2 separate regions of the Mus musculus genome follow, and region 2 is linked to region 1. A link is a loop called in an ENCODE intact Hi-C map of the cell type or tissue named here. Cell type or tissue: gastrocnemius. All regions are shown on one strand.

The links. Peaks named below come from ENCODE experiments on the same cell type or tissue, not always from the same donor. Only the 100,000 strongest peaks of a DNase experiment are listed, where the experiment ranks them.
Region 2: it touches region 1 in a loop (2.8-fold over the local background); 6 of 42 quality-filtered maps call a loop at or near these places.

The regions. Positions count from the first base shown.
Region 1 is chr15:81,913,549-81,921,548 of GRCm38, forward strand. It overlaps Aco2 (aconitase 2, mitochondrial), which reads left to right. Exons shown (of 18, transcript NM_080633.2): 16 at 132-264; 17 at 690-811; 18 at 1,080-1,589. The coding sequence ends at 1,214. It overlaps Polr3h (polymerase (RNA) III (DNA directed) polypeptide H), which reads right to left. Exons shown (of 6, transcript NM_030229.4): 3 at 5,127-5,213; 4 at 4,720-4,783; 5 at 3,652-3,853; 6 at 1,482-3,117. The coding sequence ends at 3,064. Among named protein-coding and RNA genes, the nearest start is that of Polr3h, 8.7 kb to the right of the region's middle. In gastrocnemius, a CTCF peak has its summit at 4,279 (motif pointing left); DNase peaks (open chromatin) are centred at 4,280, 5,088, 5,719, 7,292 and 2 more places; H3K4me3 peaks cover 35 bases; H3K27ac peaks cover 5,699 bases.
Region 2 is chr15:81,736,104-81,744,103 of GRCm38, forward strand. No RefSeq gene overlaps it. Among named protein-coding and RNA genes, the nearest start is that of Zc3h7b, 5.0 kb to the right of the region's middle. In gastrocnemius, a CTCF peak has its summit at 4,088 (motif pointing right); no DNase peak of the experiment used is centred here.

The sequences.
Region 1 (8,000 bases):
TCCCGGGCAGGGTTCTCCTGGGTGTTGGGATAGCAATTTCCTCTAGTTTGTTTCTCATGTGTACCTCACCACCACCAAGCCCTCAGGCAGCACCCTCCGCTGCCTCACTCCTTGTCCCTGTTGCCTGACAGAAACATGGCATCAGGTGGGTGGTGATTGGAGATGAGAACTATGGTGAGGGCTCAAGCCGGGAGCATGCAGCACTGGAGCCTCGCCACCTTGGGGGCCGGGCCATCATCACCAAGAGCTTCGCCAGGATCCACGGTGAGCCAGTCATCCCCATTGACAAGTGCTGCTCCTTCACTCAAGGCTCCAGGTCACTACTTTGCCATGGCTGACTTGGAGTCGGCCATATTTCATAGCCTGTCCCACCTACCCAAGGCCAAGGTGGCACTGCCCAAGTCTGATATCCATAACACTGGTCTTGGTTCTTAGTTTGTCAGTTGAAATCTAAGGGATGCAGCATGTACATCCAGACTAATGCAGACCTGCTTGGAGTGCTACTGTGGAAAAGGGTCACTGGCACACAGCAGGCTTGGGTGCTGGAGCCATGGCCTGCTTGCCCCACAGTAGGACTGGGGTTTCGGGTGGGGTCTGTCTCATATCCCTTGTGTTAGAGAAGAGTGCCTGGGGCTCCTGAGGAGCCTTGGGTAGAGGAACCACACTGCAACTTCATATTTGTCTAACAGAAACCAATCTAAAGAAGCAGGGCTTGCTGCCCCTCACCTTCGCTGACCCCTCCGACTATAACAAGATTCATCCAGTGGACAAGCTGACCATTCAAGGCCTGAAGGACTTTGCCCCTGGAAAGGTCAGGCTAGGAAGAGGGAAACAAACCTGGGATCTCTTGGGTGGGTGGGGTTGGGCAATCGCCTTGTTTCCTGTCCTGCTACACCCATTCATACAGCTCTTGTAAATCCGTGTTCCAGCTGAAAGCCAACCCAGACATGAGCCCTGGCCTGGCACTTAGTATCCAACAGCTTGCCTGATACAATCTTGGGTTTTAAGAGGCCCCAGTGAGGACTGTGTTCCTCGGAGCACCGTCTGCTCCCCAGCCCACACCCATTCTTCTATTGCAGCCTCTGAAGTGCGTCATCAAGCACCCCAATGGGACCCAGGAGACCATCCTCCTGAACCACACCTTCAACGAGACCCAGATCGAGTGGTTCCGTGCAGGCAGTGCCCTCAACAGGATGAAGGAGCTGCAGCAGTGAGGAGCCAGGCTGGCTGTCCTGACCCACTCTGGACCCTGCTGGATGTCACTTTTGTCACAGGTCCATGTGCATCATCAGAGCCTAATCTGGTCTGTGCAGCATGACCTCCTGCTCTAAGATGGTGACCAGACCTGCTTCCTGCCTAGCCTCAGCCCAGTGAACCACCATTGAGGGCGTTTAAGATAATGTTCCAGCCCCGCCTTCCTGTTCAGTTTGGTTTCTCTTTGAGCAGCCCATGCAACTGTATTTATTTTTGATGACAGCACTCCCTCTACAGAAGTTTTTATTCTGCCTGATCATTTCACTGGTGGCTGAAGGATTTTAGAGAAACTTGTTCTTAAAAGAAAAAAAAAAAGATCCATATCTATTAATGTTCTGCCTGAGTGATTGATGTCTACTATTACCAGCATGAGCTAATGGAGGGTTTTTCAAGCAAAGATTCCATCAGGCCTTGGTCACATCTGGACCCTGGTCACAAGTACCTGCAGTAGAGGAGAGCTTCAGAGACCAAGAGCTACCTCCTCTGTTCCCCCGGGGCTACAGTACTAGACCTGGTCTTTACCTTGAGAGTAGGCACAGCGCCTACCTTAAAAACAAAGCTGTTGTTGCTGCTGCTGCTGCTAGTGGCACACACTTTAATCCTGGCAGAGGCAGATGGGTCTGAGTTCAAGTCCAGTGTAGACTACAGAGTTAAAACAGCCTGAGAAGGAATCTGCCCCAGGACACAGCTAATAATCAAATGCTGCATGCTGTCTGCCCCTCTAGCCTCCGCAGCAGAGATGTGAGGAGACAGGCTCTCTCCATTAGGCTGCATCAGCTAAATCTCACATGTAAAGGCCCAGGCAGGCCATGGCAGTATGTCACAAAACAGTATTTATCACACAAGTGCCAGTGAGAAAGGGACAGTAGGACTAGACAGTCATCTGTGGACCTGGGGCTGCCCTCATGGTCAGCTGAGGCAGCAGCAGCCCCAGGCTTCCTATGAGTAGGCCTCCATCTCCACTTTCTAGACAGGGAGGGGTTTGGCTCATTTGGAAGGCTCTGCCTACCAGACTCTGGCAGTAAGGGTGCTGCTCGGTATTCTCACGTCAGCAGCAGCTGACAGCACCGACCCAAAACCCCCGTCCAGTGACCTTTACCTTTATCACACCGCCACTAGGTTCAGTACTCAGTCTGGTCCCATAAACAAAGATCTACTGCCTGTGGGCTTGGGAGAGGTCATCTCTAAATGGACCTTGGGGTGAGGCAGGACATGCTATCCCAGATTGACAATTCAGTGACCTTAGATGGTGATGTCAGCTAATGAAAAGGGGAGGTTCCTGCTCTGCCACCAGTATTTATTAAATGTATTCTGCGTCACTGAAAGCCAGAAGTTCATAGGATAGACTGGGCCTAGCTCAGTAGTACAACACCCACCTAACATGAAAGAGGCCCTGGGTTCCATCCTCAGCCCTGAAGAAATTACAAAAACCACCAAACAGTCCTTGTGATGGGGAAGCAGCTCCCCTGGGAGAATGCCTCCCTGGTGTGCACGAGTCCTGGGACCCATCCCTACCTTCCACATAGGCTCAAGGTGGCACTGCACACCTGGAATCCCAGCTGGAGGATCAGAAACTCCAGGCTACTCTATGCTATACAGCAAGTGAGAAGCCAGCCTGGATCCATGACACTCTGGAGACGATTCAGGGTGGCTCCAGACCAGAGAAGCAGTGCTGGGGAGGGAGAGGACAAGCACTTGTCACTGCTCCTGGTCCCACCAAGCTTGGCTCTGGAGAACACTCAAACTGCTCTCTACTTTCCCAAGTCTGGACAGGGTCTTCAGGCTGGGCAGTCACTGTGAGCTCCAGGGCTAGTTGCTCGTCCACCAGGAGAGAAGGCCTAGTCCTGGCTCACTGATAGATCCCTGCCAGAGACAGAAAAACAAACAAGTACACTCATCACTACTCAGAGCTGGACTGCCCGGGACACGAGGGACTAGTACCCTACCCTGTTCAGCACCTAGCAGGCCCAGCACAGCAAAGGAAGGTCAGGGTTCACAACAGCTAGGAGGCTATGGAGAGACTGGGAGCCATACCACCATTTCTGCCCTAGCTCGCCAGGGTTTTAGAAAAGAGACTCCAAAGCCTTAAGTGGGATCAGGTAATCTTTCCTCAACCCCAGACTTGTCTTTCTGAGCTCCCAAAGTTGCCCAGAGGGAGCAGCCTGAGAAACACTTGGAGCCCTGCTCCAGCCTCAGCTTTGATCTCTCTAGCCTTAAAGATCATGATACCCAAAATTTCACCTTGCCTGCCCATCATCTACAGCAACCTTGTCACCTCATGGTCCCAGCCCTCAAAAGCAGACTAGTGTGACTGGCAGATGACATTCACAAGAGACCTGACCTGCTAAAAGGGTTCTAGGAATGAAACCTCAAAAAAGCAGTCTCCTGTCAGCTTACCACAAGTGTATATGGTGCTTCCTTCTTGGGCAGCTCCTCGCTTGAAGAGGCAGCCTCGGCGGAACTGGGTCCTGTGGGGGATGTGTCCACAAAGCTCTCATCCACCACCCTGAAGCGGATCTCCTCCCCAGTGTCCATGTACAGGTCATGCGCTCCTTCCTCCGTCTCGTACTCCCACACCCACACTTGCTCCGCTTCATCACTGGGGTCCAGCGTCAAGGCCACAATCGTGTCATGGGAGTACATGAGGCTGAGGGGTCTCTGAAGCACTTACCCAAGTTAAAACCAACCCTAGGTTGAGACTCTGTGCTAGGAAATGCAGTGAACGCTGCTTCTGCCCCTTGGAGAGGAGCCAGTTTGTACCAGGACCCAAGATGAGAATGACAGTCCCGCATCTAGAAGTGAGAATTGTCTGGGTGCCCTGCACTTCTGTTAGTCCTAATCTAACTAATCTAACAGGCAGGCAGATCGTGGGCTTGCCCTGGTCTCAAGATGAGAGGCAGGTTTGACTGCCGCCTGCCTGAGGAGGAGGAGAGACAACAGAGCAGGGCCACAGTCTCTGCAGGCCTGGGTGAGAGGAGAGGCTGAGCACCTGCCCTACTCCTCCCCATACCCTACAGAGCCATGCTGCCCTCTAGTGGCACACTGCATTCTCCATGTCTGCCGAGAACCATGAGTGCAGTTGTCACATACCACCTGAGCCCCTCCTGGGACCAGTGACATTCCCATTAAAACAGTCCCAGAACTGGGGTGAAAACAAACAGCTCTGTACTCTACCCCACATGCTGGGAAATGGAGGCAACCAGCCAGGGTGAAGCTGCTGGGGACATCTGAACCGACTCCTGCAGAGACAGCCTGAGTAAAGTGACTAGGGGTGACAAGAGCCCCAAAGATATGTACAGCTCTATTACCCAGCCTGTCAGACATGGGCATGTGGATACCATGGTCAGAACTGGAAGCAGAGGTGGCCTGGGGTTTCACACCAGCACCACCAGCAGTGGCAGATCACAGAGCTGCCAGGGTCACCACAGGCTGTCCACTTGCCTCAAATCATACTTGAGAGGATACAACTTGGCAGGCTGCTGCAGTGACTCAGGGGGGATGAGAATGTCATCAAAGAACCCTAAAGAGACTGGAAGAAATGATGACATGAGATGGGGTCTCTTTCCTGTGTGGCCCAGGTGTCCCCTCCTCCCTCAAAGTCGCAATTCTGTATCTATACTACCCACATGTGCTGAGCAGCCCCGGGCAGCTCCCAGTCCTGAGCTCCAGCCTTCCCAGCTCACTGCATATAGAGACCACAGGGACTAGAGCCTGTCACCTCCACCAGCTCAGCACCTATCTCAGCCCCTAAGCTGTGGCCTTACTCCATCCTTGAGAACATGAGGGGATGAGGCACCCCTCGTCTGGCGCTACAACATCTACTGCCCACCCCACTGTGCTCCAGCCTTACCCCAGGGGTCAGGGCACCTTACCGTGCACACCCTCTGGGCTGCAGCCTTTGATCTTCCCAATGAGGATCTCATCCAGGAAGGGGTGAAACACCACGTAGCGGAAATGGACTAGAGAAGAAGGCCACACGGTTAAGAGTCACGCCAGGTCTCCAAGAAGGCCGCAGAGCCTAGAGCTGCTCATATTCGCCAATGCCCACCTCACTTAGCCAGCACTTCACCTCGTGCTGAGTCTTCTTTCAGGCCTAGACCTGTCTGTCCACTAAGGCATGCAAGGTCACAGCTTGGTCCCCATAAGGAACCATCAGCAGCTGCTGCCCTGGAACTGAGGCTGGCTTCCAAATGCATCTTAGCCATACCTGAGCCTCAATCTGGGCCATCAGCCACTCCAAAGTCAATTCCAAACAACCTTCAGGCTGTCCTTCGCATTCCAAGAGGATAAAAAGGAAGTTCCTGTCTCCTGAGGCCTGAGCAAGCTGACCCTCAGCACAGAGCTGACCTGGGTTAGGATACTAAAAATGCCGAGGCTGCCTGCCTCGGCTGTGGTGAGGGCGACACATAGGTGACTTCATGGGTTCCTGCTCACTTGAACCCAAGGAAAATGCCAGCTGAAGCTGTGCCAACAGCAGAGGCCACACCTCACTGGCCCTCTCACCCAGGAAGATGCTCTCTGCCAGCAGACTGCCCATATGAGCCTCCTGTGACAGACACCGTATTCTACCACACAGAGGAAGAGGAGGCAGCTCAGGGGCTGTGTCCTGTTCCAACCACACAGTTCTGCCCACTCAGCCATGGATAGACTCTAAGGCAGCGGTGCTCAGCCTTCCTAATACAGTTCCTCATGCTGTGGTGACCCCAACCATAAAATCATTTCACTGCTACTTCATAACTGTAATTTTGCTCTGTTATGAATCCTAATGCAAGTATCTGATATTCAACCCACAAAGAGTTGTGACCACAAGCTGAGAATCGCAGACAAGGCCACCATGCTGAACGCACCTTCCTCAGACAGACCCACTACCAGCACTGGCTTCTACCAGGACTCCTTCAGTTGCCTAGCCTGCCAGCACCCATCTTAGGACATCAGGGCCTACCATGCCTGGCTCTGTCCAACTGCACTCTACCTTCGGTGAGGTGACAACCTGAACATGACCGAGGCTTCTGCTAAGTCTCGCCATGGGTGACTTACGCACAGGATGGAACACCGTGCCCTCCCTCCATAAGACCTAGCATTCAGCTCAAAGCTCCTGCCAGGCCCAAGCCCTGCTTAGCTGGGCATGTGCTGGGACAGCACAGCATTGAACCCAGGGCCCACAGCCTGACCACCATGTCTGAAAGCAAGCGGTGAGCACCTCAGGGTACACACAGTAGAACAACAGTCAGCCTCGAAAAGGAAGGCTGGGCCGGGCAGTGGTGGCGCACCCCTTTAATCCCAGCACTTGGGATGCAGAGGCAGGCAGGTTTCTGAGTTCAAGGCCAGCCTGGTCTACAGAGTGAGTTCCAGGACAGCCAGGGCTACACAGAGAAACCCTGTCTTTAAAAAAAAAAAAAAAAAAAAAAAGTAAAAAAAAAAGAAAAAACAAACAAATAAATAGATCAATAAATAAATAAATATTAAAAAAAAAAAGGAAGGCTGGAGCTGGGTATGATGGCGCATGCCTTTAATCCCAGAACCCTGGAATTAGAGCTCTGTGAGGTCGAAGCCAGCCTGGTGTACATAGTGGGTTACAGGACAGCCAGAGCTACACAGAGAAACCCTGTCTTAAAACAATAAAAGACTAGAGATGTGGCATGAGGCTCTTGAGTTTCCATCCCCAGGACTGTACTTCATTGCCCCCAGACTGCCCAGGGCATGTTTCATTGGCTTTTAGTTACCAGGCATAAAGCAAACAGATCCCAGGATGGGTGCTCCCCAACCCTTGGGGTGTGCTGTTTCTGTGAAAAGGACAAATTCCTGATTCCACTCACATGCGGCACTGGTCTGGTGAGCCAGAAAGCAGAAGAGGGCCAGCAAAAATGCTCAGGAATAAAGAGGCTTGCCCCAAGTCTGACCCTGAGTTTCTGAGGTTCCTGCAGTGCTCCATGGCCCTCCAAGGATTGTAGAGCCCGAGTGGCGCTCGCATGGTGTGATACAGTGTGCTTAGCTGCCCAGGCCCCATCCTAGGCTCAGAGCCAGAGTCAAACATGGGTCTTGTACTTGACATTTCCCACCAGGAGACAAGAAATGTAGGGGGAGCAGGGTGTTTGGGGCGATCCAATCCAATCCTGGAGAGCAAGTGCCAAACATTGCCAGTGTGAGGGCAGCACTGTTTCTGGCCTTCCTCAGGTTGGATACCTTCTAGCCCTTGCCTCTGGACAACAGGCTCTTGGCTTAGCTCACAGCGTTCTCTGAAAACAGAAGCCTTGCCCTTGGCCAAGTGCAGAGCCCAGCGTGGCTTGGCACTCCTCTCTGAGAACAGGGCTCCTCAGAGCGTTCTCCACTCTGGGCTCCCTTTTCTCCTCACGAGAATGCCTAGTCCACACAAAGACAGCCTGTTTCCTGGGGCTCAATTGATGAGTCGCAGAGTGCCCGCACAGACCCCATGCTATCTCCAAACACCCCAGGACACTCACCCACCTATCTCTGGGCTATGAAGATGGCCAACACAAAGACAAGGCTCACTGTGGCTTTTCTGTCTGTCACTTTGCTGGGCAGGCTGCGGATCTACACTGCTGTCCAGTGCCAGGAGAGAAAGCTACAGAGACGCCCTGGCCACAAGCTCCGCCCACCACTCCTGCAGGTTCTGCCCAGCAGATGCACGGACCTTTCGGTTTTACTGCATTTTCCCTCAACAAGGGGCAGAGTCTCATTCTCTAGCCCTTAGTTTTAGCCATGTGGCATCTTCTGGCCAATGGCAT
Region 2 (8,000 bases), 180 kb before region 1:
AACATTATATTTAGTGGTGCCCTTTTTTCTTTTAAAAATGTATATGTTGTACTTTTTCCTGGGAAACTTGTTCTTTTTTCATTGTAGAACTGTGTAACTGTTGTTAATAAGAACTTTGTGCCAGGTAGAGTGACTCTTGCCAGCCTTTAACCCTGGTGCCCGGGCAGAAGAGTCAGAAGGATCAAGGATGGCCTTCTCTACACAGTAAGTTCCAGGCCAGCCAAAGCTGCATAGTGAGACCCTGTCTCAACAAACCATGCTACTGATTGAATATTAAGTCATCTTGAAATTGTCTCTGCCCAAAGAATTAGTCCACTGCCTTTTAAGCAAATTCTCAGGTCAAAAGCAAAAAAAAAAAAAGCAGCCTTTAATATCACAGGAATGGCCTCCAGCCCCATGGCTAGCTAGTATTGTTCTCTTCGGAAACATCTGGAGCCTGCCCTCCACAGTCCACATTGCTCTCAGCACTCATCTTCGGGGTTCTCACGATGCCACCCCATTAAGCTTTGCTTAGAGCATTCAACTGCTTTTCTAGTCCAACGTTCCAAAGTCGTCTTCCATTCCTTCAAGAAACAATATGGCGGGTTCTCTCCAGCAATTGCCCACCCACACTCAGGACCTACTACTCCTGTACTAATTAACTTTCTGTTGTTGTGGTAAAGCACCATGACCAAAGAAACTTAAGGAAGGAGTTTATTTGGGCTTACAGTTTGAGAGGTGCACAAGTCTGTTCTGGCAAGAAAGCCTCGGGCCTGGCAACCGGAACTCAATGTGCCACAAGCATGAGATTAAACTAGAAGTGGTGTGAGCCTTTAAACTCCCATAGCCCACCCCCAGGGACATACTTCCTTCAGCAAGACCACGCCTCCGAAACCTTCCCACAGGGCACAGCACCACCACCAGCAGAGGACCAAGTATCCAAATACCCAGGACTCTGGGGGATATCTCTTTCAAAGCACACTAACCATGTAACCGTGTCTGGCCTGGAACTCAAGGTGATCGGCCTGCCTAGAGCTGGGGCTAAAGACATTATGTCTGGCTCCATTGTCTTATTTTTAAATTAACAATTATGCGAACATCAATGCTTTACTTATGCTTGTGGTGAGCCTGCATCAGGGTTCTCTGATAGATTATTTCTTCACCGGTGAGATGAGTCAATTCAAGCCAGATTAGATTATATTAAAGACAGGTTTATTGGGAAGCTCCTCTGGTGTGCAGAGAGAGAAGAGGAGACGTGAAGAGGTAGAGAGAAAGAGAGCGAGCAAAATGTCTGAATTATATATGGAGGACACTCTGGGGGAAGAGCAGCCCAACACCTGGGCTGAAAAGTTCAAGGTTGGGGACAGGATATGCCAGGTAGGGACTGAGGGATGCTGGGAGAACTTGGAGGCCAGGTCTGCTTTGATAGGTAAAATAATGTGCTTCAGCCCCAAACCAAACGTTCCCCAGTGACAGAGAACTAACCGGAGAGATGGATGGAGAGATTGTTCGTAAGGAACTGGTGCACATGAATATGGAGACTGATAATCCCCACTCCACCCCCCATGCTCTGATGAGGATCGAGCCCAGGGCCTTGCACGTGTTCTGAATTAATTAAGCTCTGTACCCAACTCTGTGACAAGTCCCAAGAAAGCCTCGGGCTTTGCATTTACCAAGTTGGAGACTCAAGAAAGTTGACGGTTTCATTGCAGTCTGATGGGTAGGTGCAGGGAAGAAGTAATATTTCAACTGGAGACCAAAGTCGGTAAACAAAATCCAATGTCCCAGCTTGAAGACAGAGGGGACTTTCCTCTCTGCTTTGATGTACTGGCTAGACCTCCCTCCGATTGGCCAAGACCCCTCCTCCTTACAGAGGGCAATCTGTTTTACACAGTCTGTCAATTTCAATGTTAAACTCATCTAGAAAATATCCTCACTGAGATGCCCAGGACAATGTTTGGCATTGTTTGTTTGTAAATGTCTGGGTACCTTCCAACCTGTTCATATTATACGTAAAATTCCCCACCACAGGGACAGAGGATTGAGTTCAGCAGTACTGTATGCTTCCTGTGTGTAAGGGCCTGTTTTGTTATTAATCCCCCAAACCACAATAAAACATATAAATAATAAAAGTAGTCATCAGGGCTGGCGAGATGGCTCAGTGGGTAAGAGCACTGACTGCTCTTCTGAAGGTCCTGAGTTCAATTCCCATCAACCACATGGTGGCTCACAACCATCCGTAATGAGATCTGACTCAGTCCCTCTTCTGGTGTGTCTTAAGACAGCTACAGTGTACTTATTTATAATAAATAAATAATTCTTAAAAAAAAAGTAATCATCAAGGGTCTGGAGAGATGGCTCAGTGGTTAAGAGCACTGACTGCTCTTCCAGAGGTCCTGAGTTCAATTCCCAGCAACAACATGGTGGCTCACAACCATCTGTAATGCGATCTGGTGCCCTCTTCTGGCCTGCAGACAGAACACTGTATAATAAATAAATAAATAAATAAATAAATAAATAAATAAATACATAAATACATAACTCCCTTAAAAAAAAAACCAAACAAACAAAAAAACAAAAAGTAACAAAAGTAACCATCAAGCCAGATGTGGTGATCCATGCCTTTAATTGCAGCACTTAGGGGTAGAGGCAGGCAGATCTCTATAAGTTCAAGGCTAGCCGAGGTTATATAGTATGACTCTGTCTCAAAAAAAATCATCACAGGAGGAGAACAATCACTATAATGAGGTTTCCAATAACAATGAACAACATACATGACAGCATATACCATGTAGCCTAGGTATGGTGTAGGCCCTCTCTTCTAGGTTTGTGTAAGAACACTCACTCTATAATGATTGCAAGATGATAAAAATCACCTAGCAATGCATTTCTCAAAGTGTGTCTCATGTTGCTAAGCAATGAGAGACTACGCATTATCTTATCTTAGGATTTCCCCCATGCTAACTCAGGTTGTGTTAACAAAGTACCATAGGCTGGGGGTCTTTAGTGACATAAAGCATTTATTCAGATCTGGAGTGTTGAAAATCCAGGATCAGCAGGGACAGACTCTCGGTATACTGACAGCCTTCTTCCTTGTTTACAGATGTCCCCTCTCTCCCCTACAGTCTTCCCCAGTGTCTCCTCTTATAAGGGCACCAATCCTATTCATGAGAACTCCACCCACATGGCCTGATTGTTGCCCAAAGATCTCAATGTATGGGGTTAGTCCAACACACACCCAATTTACAGATGAGGAAGAAGGAACTTAAGGCTAAATGGGTCCTTCCCTAAGCGTCATCAAGTTAAGACCTTTTGTGGGAGGTATAGACCTGGGACTGTGCTAGAGATGTGGAGACTTGGCAGCTTCTTAAATGTGTAAACGAACCTGAACAGGACTTCAAACAAGGTTGGCATGTGTGGCATGTGTGGCATGAGTTGGAGCTCTCCCTGGAGATAACAGTGTCAAAGCCTGGCACAGAAGGCACTCACTGAAAGGATACATGAATGATATACTTGTCAATTTCTCAAGGCCAAGCCTTGGCTTCCTAGCTCTTGTGACTTACTCATGTGACAAGTCCTTGGGGGTAATGAGTGACAGACCCAGAATACGATGATCCCCATCATGGTACAGTGGTCACGGCTTATGGGACAGGTATCAAGTCTTCGACTGAATTGTGCCCGAATCGTCCTTAGATGTGTGACCTTGACCCAATCACTAAATGCTTGTATTTGTTCCTCACCTCCTCACCAGAAAGTCGTGAGAGGACTGAGTTAGCCATAGCCAGGCTGACTCCATGACAGGCTGCAAACTGACAGTTTGGGAGACTAGGCTGCAAGTTTCTGTTTGCCAGAAATGGTAACTTGCATCCAGGAACCAGTGATCAGGCAACCACAGCCTTGGGCAGCCAATCAGAAGACACCTTGTCATCGGGAACAGGTAGCTGGAATGAATAAGCAAACCCCCAGGAAGGCCTCCAGAGTCTTAACCAATTGCTGAGAATTAGTCAGACCCCTAGAGATGGAGCTAACCAATCAAGGTAAAAGAGCACATACTCACCCCTGGAAGTCTGTGAATAAAAGCTGGGCCTGCATGCCCACTAGGTGTCTCTATTCCCAATGGGGAGACCCTTGAATCCAGGAAATTCCGTTGAATAAATGCTCTTTGCTTTTGCATAAGATTTGAGTGTGGGGTATCATTCTTTGGCAATTTGTGGACCCTAACTGTAGGTAAAAAGCAATCCCTGTCTTATAGAGCTTTTACGATGGTAAGAGACTTAATATATTGATGATGGAAAGATAGCTCAGTTGTTAAGAGCATGGGCAGTTCTTCCAAAGGATCTGGGTTCAATTCCCAGCATACACATGACAGCTCACAACTGTCTATAACTCCAGTTCCTGGGGATCTGATACCCTCACACACAGAGACAGTGCCAGGGGATCTAACACCCTCATGCAGACAGACAGACATACAGGCAAAACACCAATGCACATTAAACAAACAAACAAACAAACAAACACAGACTTGATATATGCTTATCTTTGCTCAGGATAAATAGGTGGTGGCTGTTAAGAATCTCTAAGCTTGTGGGGCAGTGGTGGTGCACGCCTTTAATCCCAGCACTTCGGAGGCAGAGGCAGGCAGATTTCTGAGTTCAAGGCCAGCCTGGTCTACAGAGTGAGTTCCAGGACAGCAAGGGCTATACAGAGAAACCCTGTCTCGAAAAAACAAACAAACAAACAAACAAGACTCTCCAAGCTTTGATGTGAGGACATGCAGGCTCACAGGGAAACGTCAGGACTCCTCTAAAACCAATCTCCTGGTGTGAGATTTTTGGTACTTATCTTCATAGCACCCCACCTCTGGTTGGGGTGTCTCTGACAGTCCAGTTTAACAAACTGACATCATATTGGAAAATTTAGAAGCTAGCATCCAGCCAAATCTTCCTTAATTGACAGACATTCCTCTTTGAAGGATATCTGGTATTTCATTGGCAGCTTGGGATGGCAGCATCTTCAGGCCTCTTGCCAGCTAATTCATTTGAGGCAGGATGTAGTAATCCAACTGGCTTCTGTAGCCTTATCCCCGAAATGAGTGCTATTAGCAGCGCTGCCTGATGTAGTAAGCTGTCAGGAATACTTCAACGTAAATTGCACAGGAGGTTTGGGAACTGGCATTGTTCAGTCTTTATCGTGGGCTAGAATTTAGACTAGTTGAGGCTGGCCTTAAATGCCTGATTCTCTTGCTTCATACCTCCATACATAACAGGTGCATGCCACACTGGTTTTGTTTGTTTGTTTGTTTGTTTGTTTTTAAATCTTGGTTTTGGATATGAGGTAACTGGTACTGTGTGATTGTTCGGTGTGCTTTGGGGTGTGTGTGTGTGTGACAGCTAGTGAACAAGGGCAGAGCAAGAAACCTTAAGTATTCCTAATGTTAGCCACGTGATTCTCACGGCTTCACCCAGAAACCCCCAGCTCCCACACGCACACTAAAGTTGCTACACTCAGACTGCCTCTTCTTTGAGCCCATAATCTTGAGTCTATCTCAAGCAAGCCAATGCTTGTTTGCATAGAAACACCAGTGACATATGAGAGCAACTGTACTCTGGCTCTGCTTCTGAGACTGCTCTCTCTCCTCCTCATCCTGGGCCTCACAAGGTAGTGAGGAGGGAGGAGGTGGTCACACTGGTAAGAGCTGAAGAGCTTTTCAAAGTAGGGGAGCAGGCAGGGCGGGGTAACACACCTTTAATTCTTTGAGAGGCAAAGGCAACTGGATGTCTGTGGGTTCAAGAGCAAGTTCCAGGATAGCCAGGGCTACACAGAGAAACCCTGTCTTAAAAAAGAAAAGAAAGGGGCTGGAGAGATGGCTCAGCCTTTAAGAGCACCAACTGCTCTTCCAGAGGCTCTGAGTTTAATTCCCAGCAACCAAATGGTGACCCACAACCATCTGTAATGGGATCTGATGCCCTCTTCTGGTGTGTCTGAAGAGAGCAATGGTGTACTCATGTACATAAAATAAATAAATAAATCTTTTAAAAAATCTTTAAAAAAAGAAAAGAAAAAAAAAAAAAAGAAAAGGAAAGGAAAGGAAAGGAAAGGAAAGGAAAGAAAAGGGCTGGGCTGGAGAGATGGCTCAGCAGTTAAGAGCACTGATTGCCCTTCCAGAGGTCCAGAGTTCAAGTCCCAGCAACCACATGGTGGCTCATAACCATCTGTAATGAGATCTGATGCCTTCTTCTGATGTGTCTGAAGACAGCTACAGTGTACTTACATATAATACATAAATAAATCTTTAAAAAAAAAGAAAGAGAGAGAGAGAGAGAAAAGAAAAGAAAAGAAAAGAAAATAAAAGAAAAGAAAAGAAAAGAAAAGAAAAGACTGGAGAGGTGGCTCAGTGGTTAAGAGCACAGTCTGTTCTTCCAGAGGTCCTGAGTTCAATTCCCAGCAACCACATGGGGGCTCCCACCCATCTGTAATGGGATCTGACGCCCTCTTCTGGTGATTCTGAAGACAGCTACATGTACTAATGTACATACAATAAATCTTTTTTTTTTTTTTTTTTTTTTTTAAAGATTTATTTATTTATCATATGTAAGTACACTGTAGCTGTCTTCAGACACCCCAGAAGAGGGCACCAGATCTCATCACGGATGGTTGTGAACCACCATGTGGTTGCTGGGATTTGAACTCAGGACCTTTGGAAAAGCAGACGGTGCTCTTAACCACTGAGCCATCTCTCCAGCCCACAATAAATCTTAAAACAAAAAGAAAAGTGGCTGGGCAGAGGGTGACTTTAATCCCAGCACTGGAGAGGAGGCAGAGGCAGGCTGACCTCTGTGAGTTCAAGACCAGCCTGCTCTATAGACTGAGTTCCAGGACAGCCAGGGCTACACAGAGAAACCCTGTCTCTTTGTACAGGGGGTGGAGGGTTGGAAAGAAAGAAAAGACAAGTGTATGAGCATTCGTTCCCTTTCCAACATGCCCTGAAAGAACAGTTACTAGGAACCCAGAGGCCATGCAGGACACACAGACTCTGGAGTCAGACCTCTCCTCTTGGACAGTTTCATCCCTGAGCTTTAGTTACCCACCTATAAAATGGGCATGCTAAGACCTGTGTTCCAGGATTCTTTTGTGGATTGAATAAGCTAACACAACCCTAGATTCTTGTCCCTCTTGAGCACCTGCCGTAGCGTATTTAAGCCAAAGCTCCCAAGGGTTTGACTAGCACAACAAGTGTCTGTTGAAGAGATAACATTTGTAAAGATGAAGTCTGCCAGGCTCGCAGCTGATTTGCAATAGATTAACTATACATACACACTCATGTGCATAAGATGGAGAGGAGAAAAAAGAGAAACTGCATCCTGGGAATGGGTACTTCAGGAATCAATAGAGCAGGTACTTACTATGTAAGATAAACACTGTGTGGAGTCAAAAGATCTGGATTCAAATCCAGCCTGTCTATTGGCAGTTCTGTGGCTGCACCATGGACACTCACAGATGCTCTGTTTGTTTAGTCTCTTTTTTATCTTGGTCCTTTTTAGCAACCTTAAATACTACCTTCTAGAAAGATCTCCAACAAAGTGGCTTTCTATGATAAAATTCTACTTAGGCTCTTTTGAACTTTCCAAATAAGTCTGAACTTTTGGGTTTGTTTATTTATCTCTGGATTATTTAATTTTATTTTAATTTTGCTAGGCAGTGGTGGCACACGCCTTTAATCCCAGCACTTGGGAGGCAGAGGCAGGCGGATTTCTGAGTTCTAAGCCAGCCTGGTCTACAGAGTGAGTTCCAGGACACCCAGGGCTGCATAGAGAAACCCTGTCTCAGAAAATAAATAAATAAATAAATAAATAAGTTAATTAATTAAATTTATTATCATTATTTTCTTTGAGATAGTGTCTCTCTATGTAGCTGACTGCTCTGGCTAGGTAGACCAGGCCTGCCTCTGCCTTCCAAGTGCTGGTGTTGAAGGTGTGCTTCACCAAGCCTGGCCCAATTGTCCAATTTTTAGCAAGCATGGC